Linked DNA regions of Homo sapiens: region 1 is linked to region 2. A link is an interaction called in ENCODE POLR2A ChIA-PET data of the cell type or tissue named here. Cell type or tissue: OCI-LY7. All regions are shown on one strand. Each heading gives the region's core, and the rest is flanking DNA. Links, peaks and the distances in the headings are about the cores only.

Region 1 (5,376 bases), core at 233-5,232, 140 kb before region 2:
GAGACACGTCAGCCAGGGTGTTTATAAAGCAAAACCCAAATACTGTAAATTGGATTCCAAGTGATACTTGCTTGGAGTTCAGCCCATTTTTTTTTTTTTTTTTTTTTTTTTTGGCTGATGATCTAATTCTTGGGCATCTGACACTTCATCCTGAGTTCTATAATTTGTATTCATATTCGTAGGAGCCACCCACGTGATAATGACAGACGAGTTAGGAGTGTGCTCTGTCCTTACCACCATTGTTACTGTCTTCTGCCCTCAGATAATTGTGTCTGTATACATTGGAGGCCTTTCTTAGTAGGTGATTGAAAGATGGAACCTTAGTGCCTTTCCCGGAATCAGGTAGCATTTCCTTGTCACTTTGTGGATATACTAGCTTCATGGATACATTAGCCCATTTATAAGAACTTCCTTTTAATGTGATGCATTGTGGTTTGCTGTCAATGGGTACCCCATTTCAGCAAGAGAAGTGCTGGGCAGATTCTGCAGGGAGATGAAGTTTACCGTCTACGACCATACCACCCTGAACGCACCCAATCTCATCAGATCTCGGAAGCTAAGCAGGGTTGGGCCTGGTTAGTACTTGGATGGGGGAGACGAAGTTTACCTTCTTTTCACACCTGCACTTTCTATGTTCCAAGCCTCCTCAGTGAGTGTATTAGTCGAGTTCTCTAGAGGGACAGAACTAATAGAATAGATGCATATATGAAGGGGAATTTATTGAGGAGTATAGACTCACATGATCACAAGGTGAGGTCCCACAATAGACCTTCTGCAAGCTGAGGAACAAGGAAGCCAGTCCAAACCCAAAATCTCAAAAGTAGGGAAGCCGACAGTGCAGCCTTCAGTCTGTGGCCGAAGGCCTGGGAGCCCCTGGCAAACCACTGGTGTAAGGCCAAGAGTCCAAAAGCTGAAGAACTTTGAGTCTAATGTTCAAGGGCAGGAAGCATCCAGCATGGGGGAAAGATGAAGACCGGAAGACTCAGCAAGTCTACTCTTTCCTCTTTCTTCTTCCTGCTTTTATTCTAGCCATGCTGGCAGCTGACTAGATGGTACCCACCCAGATTGAGGGTGGGTCTGCCTCTCCTAATCCACTGACTCAAACGTTAATCTCCGTTGGCAACCCCCTCACCAACACACCCAGAAACAATACTTTGCATCCTTCAATCCAATCAAGTTGACACTCAATATTAACCATCACAGTGGGGTTCCCTCCTCTACACCTTCGCTTCCCAGTTTCTCTATCATCAGAAGGGCATGCACTCAGGCACATACACATTGGTGCACTGTGTCACCTCTCTCAGCCTATTGGTATGTTAAGCCTCAGATCTACTTATGAAATGAGAAGATGTGTTGGTTATGAAAGGGATTTTAAACATCAACAAACAGGTAAAGAAGGACAGAGATCAACCTGGGCATCATGGTGAGACCCAGTCTCTACAAAAAAATTAAAAAATTAGCTGGGCATGGTGGTGCATGCCTGTGGTCCCAGCTACTGGGGAGGCTGATATGGGAGGATCACTTGAGCCCAGGTGGTCGAAGCTGCAATGAGCCATGATTGTGCCACTGCACTCCAGCCTGGGTGAGAGAGCGAGACCCTGTCTCCAAAAAAAAAAAAAAAGACAGGTCAGAGGTCAGATGAAGGGAGAATTGCCTCCAGCAGCAGTTACACAGCGTGGTTGGTCACTTTCTCCACCTGAGCATAGAAGGCCCTGAATGATGGGAGCAGTCAATGAAGACTCCGTTCGACTGTGTGCTCCCCAAAAGCAGGGATTATGTCTATTTAAAAGTGAGGTGAGGTTCTTTATTGCAAGGTGCCATTTTAAAGATGCGTTGCAATCCCTTCTATATAATATTCAATGCAAAAATAAAGAACATGTAAAAAACTGAACCTGGGCTATGTTTATAACTCCACATAGGGAGAAGGAAGAATGAGGTAATGGTGATACATTGGGTGGAGACTCTGCAGAGGAAAATTTTCCATACTTAAGAGTTCCTATGATGTGGTCAGGATGCTGTTCTGATAATAGAGACTAAAACAAAGATCCTTTACTAATAGTGACAAGGGAAAGGCCACAATGCCACAGACAGAGAGAACTGCATGTCAGCGAGAAGGCACAAATTGAAGCCTCACTATGTGACTCTCTGAGGGTGAGCCAGTTATTCGAAGTTGCTGAGGACAGGGATAGTCACTGGTTTACCTGTTCTCACCTGGGCTTATGCCTCATTTCTCAGCAGCTGCCAAACCAAAATCATTCTCTTCCTGAACTAGTCAGAGTTCTCCAGAGAAACAGAACCACTGGGACATAGATATAGAAGGAGATTTATTATGAGGAATTGGCTCACATGATTTTGGAGGCTGAAAAATCCCACGATCTGCCCTCTACAGACTCGAGATCCAAGAGCCCCAGTGGTGAAATTCTAGTCCAAGTCCAAAGGCCTGAGAACCAGGAGAGCCAATGGTGTCAGTTCTGGAACAAGGGCAGGGAAGACTGATGTCCCAGCTCAATCAGTCACACAGAAAGAAGAAGGAGAGAATTCCTCCCCCTTTCCCCTTTTGTTCTATTCAGACCCTCCACAGATTGGGTAATGGCCACCTACACTGGGGAGGGTGATCAGCTTCACTGAGTTTACTGATTTAGATGTTCAACTCATCTGGACACACTGTCTTGGACACATCCAGAAATAATGTTTAATCTGGGCACCCCTTAGCGCAGTCAATTTGACACAGAGAATCAACCATCACACTTTTCTGGTAAATTAGTCCGTTCTTGCATTGCTGTAAAGAACTACCTGAGACGGGATAATTTATAAAGAAAAGAGGTTTAATTGGAACACAGTTCTGCAGGCTGTACAGGAAGCGTGGCTGGGGAGGCCTTGGGAAACTTACAGTTGTGGCAGAAGGTGAAGGGGAAGTAGGCAGGTCCTACATGGCTGGAGAAGGAGGAAGAGGGCGAAGTGGAAGGTGCTACATACTTTTAAACAACCAGATCTAGTGAGAGCTCACTATCACAAGAACAGGGGAAAATCCACTCACATGATCCAGTCACCTCCTGCCAGGCCCCTCCTCCAACATTGGGGGTTACAATTTGACATGAGGTTTGGGGAAGGACACAAATCCAAACCTCATGACCTGGGTAGCATCTCTTTCCTTTTTCCTTTCCATGGTATGTGTTCCTTTTCTAGAGCCTTCTATGGGTTGCTCTGCCTTTTTACTTTAGAAAGAAAGTTCTAGAATGAGGCTTCATTTACTCTCTTCTTATTCCACCAAATGGCTCTCAGAATAAGCCAAGCACCATGCACATATACCACATGCAATATACAAAAGCATTGGTATTGAATAAGATTCAATTGAATATTTGAACAATTTTAGCACAAAGACTCAGGTTTGTAGGTGACATACAGAAACTACGGATCCTTCACTTACTAATTTTATTTGTAACCAAATGAGTAGAAATTACATAGTACCACTTTTATAGAGAGAGGGAGATTAACAGTCTTTCAGAGGTGGCACATCTTGTCTTCATTCATTCATTCCCTTGTGGGCAGGGAGATGGATGAATGGGCCAACCATGCTTTCTTGAGATAATTCTTTTTGAAAATAAGTTGCATTCTTTCTAGTGGCCATTTTTTTTTAAGTGAAATGTGTTTGAAAAACGTTGGCTTCAATTTGCCATTCCTCTTAAACCATGCATTGCTTTAGAAACAGGCCAGGTTTTTTTGAATGCTGAAACAAGTTTCCAATAAGTGTACCATTCCAGAAGACCTTGTGGAATCCTCATTCTCTTTTAGGTTGCACTCAACCTGTGCTGCCAGGACCTCAAAGATTACACCACTTGGTCATACGAGGGGAGAATCCTGTAAGTTGGAGGCTGTTGGTTATGGTCAAAGGGTTTCATCAGAACACCCTCTTTTTGCTAAAGGTCACCTAGAACTGAGTGGAGCCCAGCACATTTTCGGAGTTGGCTGTCTGTGTCATCTGCATTTAGTCAAGTTTCATTTCCTGTGGTTTGTAGATTTCTTAAGTGTGAAGTAACGAACCCCAAACAGTTAAAATTCTTTACCTAAAAATGGATGAAATGAGAAAAAAAAATAAGTATTTTTGTAACTTCTGTGGGGAAGTGAGACTGGGGTTCCACTGAGCAGTTCCTTGTTGCTGCGCACATAAGGCCAGCCCCTCTGCGGGAAGGTCCATGACACTTGGAGTTCAGATCTCCTTGCTGGGCATCTTAGGAGGTGACAAAACGAGACCCATTTTCTGACAATTCAGACAAAGTGTCTGCTTTTACTTTCATGTCGTGGGAGAACAGTCAACAGTGCAGTTTCCACCAGAACCCACTATATCTCAGTCACACACCCCTCTGATTTTGTGCAAGAGTTGTTTATCTTCCATACAGATTTTTCTGAGTCTTTGGCCACAGATGAACAGAAAACAGTTGAGGTAGGAAGGTGAGAAAAAAAGAAGGGAAACTTATCCTGAGTTTGCTTTCTTTCCATTCCCTTAACCTTAGGGCAGACAGTTTTTTGTTTGCTTGTTTTGTTTTGTTTTGTTTTGTTTTGAGACGGAGTTTTGCTCTTTCACCTAGGCTGGAGTGAAGTGGGGCAATCTCAGCTCACTGCAACCTCTGCCCCCTCCCCACCAGCAATTCTCCTGCCTCAGCCTCCGGAGGAGCTGAGACTACAGGTGCGCGCCACCATGCCCAGCTAATTTTTGTATTTTCAGTAGAGACGGGGTTTTGCCATGTTGGTGAGGCTGGTCTCAAACTCCTGACCTTAGGTGATCCACCCACCTCAGCCTCCCAAAGTGCTAGGATTACAGGTGTGAGCCACCGTGCCCAGCCAGGGCAGACAGTTTGAGGGTTCATGGGAGGCCTTTAATTACGGAAAATGCTACTGGGGATAGTAGAGGACTTTTAGTGAAGACCTGGTCCCCAGACTCTTTATGGGACTTTTTGGTCTGCACAGCTCCTTCTGTTGGGTCTTTGTTTTCAGTGAGAGCTTCCTTGACCACTTTCTGCAAAACTGCAACCTTTCCTTCAACTCTTACTTCCTTGTTTGTTTTGGTTTTTGAAACCACTTGTCACTATCCACACATTATATAATTCACTTGCTTTTTGTCTGTCGTCCCCTTCTAGAAGGTAAGCATCATGAAGGCAGGGATGTTTGACCATTTTTTGTCCTGCTGCAAACATAATGAATGCCTAGGATGGAGCCTGACATATAGGAGGCACTCAGTGAATATTTATTAAATGGGGAATGAACCCTTGCTCTTTTTAAACTTGCTGAAGCAAGTAGATGAATCAATCACTTCTTGGCCTTTTGGCTAAATCAAGTGAAGCAGATGAGTCAGAAACTGGAATTGCGTCTTTTTCTCTT
Region 2 (5,376 bases), core at 283-5,282:
GTTGATGGGTACAGGGTCTCTACTTTGCATAATTTTGGGGCCACTGTTCACATAGAACATTTGCGATGGAGTGGTGCTCCTCGATTCGTTTAATGGAGAGGGTTTGGATGTGCTTTTGCTTTTTATTTAACACATGGGTATATTACTTTTCTTTTTCTGCAAAGAGCACTTATTAATTTTATAGTTTTTTAAATTGGCTTTGCCCGCTTCAGTAGTCACAGGTAGCTACCTGACCGAGAAGCCGACTTGGGAATTACTGTTACTCGTGGGTGATACTGTCATAAAGGGGTTGAAAGTACTTGTTAGCTGTATATGTCAGAATTGATTAAAGAGAACCAACTATTCTTGTGCAAGGGATGGTATTGTAGTTAATTATGACATTTGGAGAAACTAATTTCTGTCTGTCGACACTATCTCTGTTCCATTTAGACTTAGAGACTTACATGGGCAATGCTTGACTTTTTGCATTCAGCACAGAAAGTTAAGTAATCCACTGTGGTAAAATATTAACTAAATTTATATGACTTCTTGACTGCTGTAAGTAGAGAATATTTATCATATAAGCACCATTTTCCTGAATTTTTTGTTACTACATATTTTATCTTACTGTCACTATTGTGTAAAATCTTTGAAAGGAAAATGAATACTGTGTAATAGTTAAACCCATTCATAGGTTGCAATAGAGTGTCAGCCAAATGTGTCATACATCAAATCTTCAGCAGCTTTTGCATAATCCAGGAGAATTGAATAATAGTTGAAGTTAATTTTGCCAGTGAAATGTAGGGAAAGAAAAATGTTTGAAATTTAAATTATTCAGATAGCTAAATTCTTAATCCTAAAATTTAAACCCCTTAATTCTGTCTGTAGTGTTATATCAAGACTTTTTGATAGTCATGAAACTGAGTAAAACTTTATTCAGATTACTTAAAAACAGCTTTTCCTGTGGTTAATAACACCTTTATTTTGAACAGAGTACTCTTAAGCAACTTATATTGTGCTGATTAAAGATTTAATCTGTGCATATTTTTTATCCTGTTGTTTATTTAGTTTTGATAACTGTGAAATAAACCATAATTAAATCACAAAAGTCACCTGCCTCTTTTGTTTCCCTGGAAATTTGGCCAAATTTTTTTTAACGGAAAGTTCTGCTAATGAAAATTGGGAAATTGGAGACATATATTATTTTGACTGTGTGTCCTCTGTCATTAAAGATGGACTATACTAGCTGGGTGTGGTTGCTGATGCCTATAATCCCACCACTTTGGGAGGCCAAGGCAGGTAGACGGCTTGAGCTCAGGAGTTCGAGACCAGCCTGGCCAACATGGTGAAACCCCGTCTCTACTAAAAATACAAAAAATTATCCGGTCGTGGTTGCGGGCACCTGTAATCCCAGCTCCTCGGGAGGCTGAGGGAGGAGAATCGCTTGAACCTGGGAGGAGGAAGTTGCAGTGAGCCGAGATTGTGCCATTGCACTCCATCCTGGGCAACAAGAGGAAAACTGTATCTCAAAAACGAAAAAAAAAAAAAAAAATAGAGCTGGGCGTGGTGGCATGTGCCTGTGGTCCCAGCTACTCAGGAGGCTGAGGTGGGAGGATCGCTGGGGCCCAGGAGGCAGAGGTTTCAGTGAGCTGAGATCATGCCGCTGCACTCCAGCCCGGGCAACAGAGAGAGCCTGTCTCAGAAAAAAAAAAAAAAAAAGATGGAATATACCGATTTTTACTCTAAACAACAACTTTGAATTAAGTTTTTGTGATTTTTAAAAACATCTAGATAGGAGAGATGCCAGAATTTTTAGAAATTCTAGATGAATGAGGAAGTATGCAATTGAGGATTGGTTTACAGATGTGATTGTGTGGACTTTAAAGGGATCAAGGTGAGTGTGCTGTTGAATTTCTCTGGCCGGAGCACATATATTGGAAATTGTTATTTAACAGTTGCTCAGATGACTCCTAGTTGGTTAGTCACGGTAGTTGATAGGAGTCGTTTAGAGAACAACCCTGTCCCTTGTCTACAGATTAGCAGTCATCAGCAGCCGGACCAGGAGGTGTGTGGGAGGTGCTCAGGCCCATCCTGGAGTCCGGGACAGAGTCAGCAGTGCTTGTTGCCTGCAGTTCAGAAAAGCCTGAATTACTGTTCCACCACATGCCTGCGTGCGTAGCATGAGTGTGTGTGCGCTGTTACCTACACCCTGTGCTGCCTGAAATTGAAAGCGCTTTTCCTGTTCGGTGGTTTGTCCTATTTTTATTTTAAATTGTCCTGGTAAATTTTAACATCAAGTTGAGATTACTTATGAGTTGGCAGAGACTGGCTAAGATAAGTGACTAAGGAAGACAATAAGAAGAAAGGTGAGCTGGATAATCCAGCATTCTGGAAAGCCATAGGAGAAATCCTAAGGAAATAGAAAAGGCAAATCTTAAGCTAACAGTTAAACAGACAGATATAGCACTAGAGAAAATGCTAAGACATGTCTTTCCCTTGACTTCTCTCGAATATTTCAGATGGAGGGTGGCTAGTTCATGGCCTGTTTGGCTTGTTTCTCCCCATTTGGAGAGATGGTAGCCTAATTTATCTCTCAGAAATGTAGGACTTCCCTGAAGGCCGACTTGCTTTCATTGTAAATAATCAACTACACATCTGAAAGGGTTTCGGTGGAGGAGCACGGGACTGAGAATTAGGGGATTAAGGTTCTGCACGGCCATGTCCTTCAGTAACGGTATAACCTCAGATGTGCCTTTAGATGTACAGGAACCCCCTTTCAGTCTGAAAAATGAAGGGTGGGAAGGTTTCCAGGGCCATTTTACTGTCTAAGCTGGTCTTGAGGCTGCATTTAGTGCATAAGATCAGGGGCTAGAGGCCAGGTGTGGTGGCTCACGCCTGTAATCCCAGCACTTTGGGAGGCCGAGGCGAGTGGATCCCGAGGTCAGGAGTTTCAGACCAACCTGACCAACATGGTGAAACCCCATCTCTACTAAAAATACAAAAATTAGCCGGGCGTGGTGGTGCACGCCTGTAATCCCAGCTACTCCAGAGGCTGAGGCAGGAGAATTGCTTGAACCTGGGAGGCGGAGGTTGCATTGAGCCTAGATTGCCTGCCACTGCACTCCAGCCTGGGTGACAGAGTGAGACTCTGTCTCAGAAAAAAAAAAAAAAATCAGGGGCTAGATTTTGGGAAGCCTCCCCTCCATGCAGAGCCCCCTCATTTCCTGACCATCTCCGTCTCTGTCATGGGCACCCATCACAGTCATCGTACGCACATCCCCACCCTCACTGCCCTCCTTTGCGTAGCCTAGTGTCTTGCACATGGCACGTGGCCAATACATTGTCATTGAATGAATGGATTTTATGTACTCTTTGGAGATCTCCTCTTGCCTTTCTTTCGTGCTGGTGAATTTCTTAGATCACCATGTTGCCTGCTGTAGCCTAGTAGGTATCATACTAATTTTGTAGACCACTTTTCCGTGGTTGATATTGTAAGTTAAATTTCTGTTCATAAAAAATGTAGCCATTAGATTAACGTTTTCTATTTTTGTTAATGCTCTTTCGCAGGGGTCTTGCTCCTCAGAACAAACCAGAATTGCAGAAGGTGATGGAAAAAAGAAAACGAGACCAAGTAATAAAGCAGAAGGAAGAAGAAGCACAGAAGAAGAAATCTGACTTGGAAATAGAGCTATTAAAACGGCAGCAGAAGTTGGAGCAGGTAAGGGGGATTGGCTGGAAGCTGTCTTTTTTTGTTTTTGTCTTGAAGAATGTTGGAGTGTTGGAGCGGGCAGGATTTACCAGACGTGCCAGTGTATACATTTATACCATGAAAGAAATATTGGAGACAAATGTCAGCAAATGGGGTCAAATATGTTCAAGGCAGGGACAAGAATCCTACTGAGGACCTAAAAGAGATCCCAGAGGCAAAAGCAAAACAGGGACATGGCACTGAATTCACACAGGGTGCTGGAGTAATTTAATGAAATTCACTTTCATGAAGACTCCAGAGCAACTGCGCGTTGACTCCAGGATTTGTTTCCTTAGCCCTGTCTTTTCAATTCTTGTCATCTCGTGGTCCTATTTGCAGTGACAGCCAAGTGGCTTCTGTTTCTGTGCACAATTACCCAGACTCTATCCATCCATTTCTTTAAAAGTGGGGGACCAGGAGAGAATTTATTCTGTGGGGAAGTAAAGTTGTCAGGGACTTTGAAAAGAGAGAAGAGTATTTTGAAAGGCTGCTTGGTTTGTAAATAATTTTTCCTTTTCTGAATGTCATTTAGCTTGAACTTGAGAAGCAGAAATTGCAAGAAGAGCAAGAAAATGCCCCCGAGTTTGTGAAGGTGAAAGGCAATCTCAGGAGAACAGGCCAAGAAGTCGCCCAAGCCCAGGAGTCCTAGGCTGAGGCTGCACCAAGACCTCGTGTGTCACCCCACAGAGCTGTCTGTGGGTGCCTTCTCAATCTCAGGGCAAAAGCCCCTGGAGAATATTTCAGCCAGCAGAGAATTTTGACTTGCAGTAGGATTTGGTTTGATTTTCCTACGATCTGGGTGGATGCCTTGCCTGTGACAGTTGCAGTTCCTATTCGCCAAATGAAGGGCAGTGCCCCGCACGTAAGTTGGAATGATGGACCTGTGTTCAGAGACTTAACAGAACCAACAAGCAAAACAAGTGAGAACAGGAAAAAGGAAGAGGACACTGGAATCAATTCTTGAGAGTTGCACTACTTGGTTTTTCTTCCATTCCAAGTTTCGTGGGACCCAGAGCCTTTTTTCTTTTAAAAGCTAAAAAACAAGTGTTTAATTCCTCTTTTTGTTATCTGTTAGATAATTGAGATCACCTAGAAATGCGTTTAATCTGTTCACTCACTGTAAATTTTGAGGACCCAGAATTGTCTTGTTTAATTTATACTTTCACCCCTGTTGCAGTTAACACCAGAGAAGGAACGTGAATGTCGAGCACAGCCACTACCCTTGTTGGCACTTAATTTAGAAATAGGGTGAGAAGTTTAAAAGCCCATCTTGATTTTATTTTCATTCCTTTTGGTTCTCTGTGTAATAATAGCAGGCTACATAGTGACATTCCAGTTCCAAGAAGGTACATCCTGTCCATTCATTAATTGCTTTGATTACTAGGAGGGTTTCTGTTCAGTTTTGTTTTTAAATGTCTTGCTGATCTAGTTCTTTCAGATGGAATAACCTTCCAGTCCCTTAGAGAGTGGAACTAGTCCATATAACCCAGCTTCAGTAGCAAAAGTAGAAGCCGCCACATCTTTTCATTTCTCCAAGAGGAGAGTGGGGAAGGTTCCCATGACCAGCTGGGCAGTCAGGATTTCTCTAGGCATTCTAATGTGAAATAAGTGTAGACTGCTGTCAAGGAGGCTTCATCAGAAGATGTATA

The links. ChIA-PET counts read pairs that join two places held together with the same protein. Peaks named below come from ENCODE experiments on the same cell type or tissue, not always from the same donor. Only the 100,000 strongest peaks of a DNase experiment are listed, where the experiment ranks them.
Region 1: POLR2A ChIA-PET joins it to region 2 with 5 read pairs; 4 of 35 experiments call an interaction of 5 or more read pairs at or near these places.

What each region holds. Positions count from the first base shown.
Region 1 is chr10:14,658,624-14,663,999 of GRCh38, reverse strand. The region is part of intron 2 of FAM107B (family with sequence similarity 107 member B); the gene reads left to right. It overlaps LOC105376429 (a long non-coding RNA gene), which reads right to left. Exons shown (of 5, transcript XR_930691.4): 5 at 3,419-4,064. It also overlaps the pseudogene RNA5SP302. Among named protein-coding and RNA genes, the nearest start is that of FAM107B, 110 kb to the left of the region's middle. RefSeq lists an enhancer at 3,864-3,953. In OCI-LY7, for the core only: no CTCF peak of the experiment used is centred there; DNase peaks (open chromatin) are centred at 2,909 and 4,059; H3K4me3 peaks cover 2,632 bases; H3K27ac peaks cover 3,290 bases.
Region 2 is chr10:14,520,190-14,525,565 of GRCh38, reverse strand. FAM107B (family with sequence similarity 107 member B) reads left to right here. Exons shown (of 5, transcript NM_031453.4): 4 at 3,547-3,697; 5 at 4,260-5,376. The coding sequence ends at 4,376. Among named protein-coding and RNA genes, the nearest start is that of MIR1265, 86 kb to the right of the region's middle. In OCI-LY7, for the core only: no CTCF peak of the experiment used is centred there; no DNase peak of the experiment used is centred there.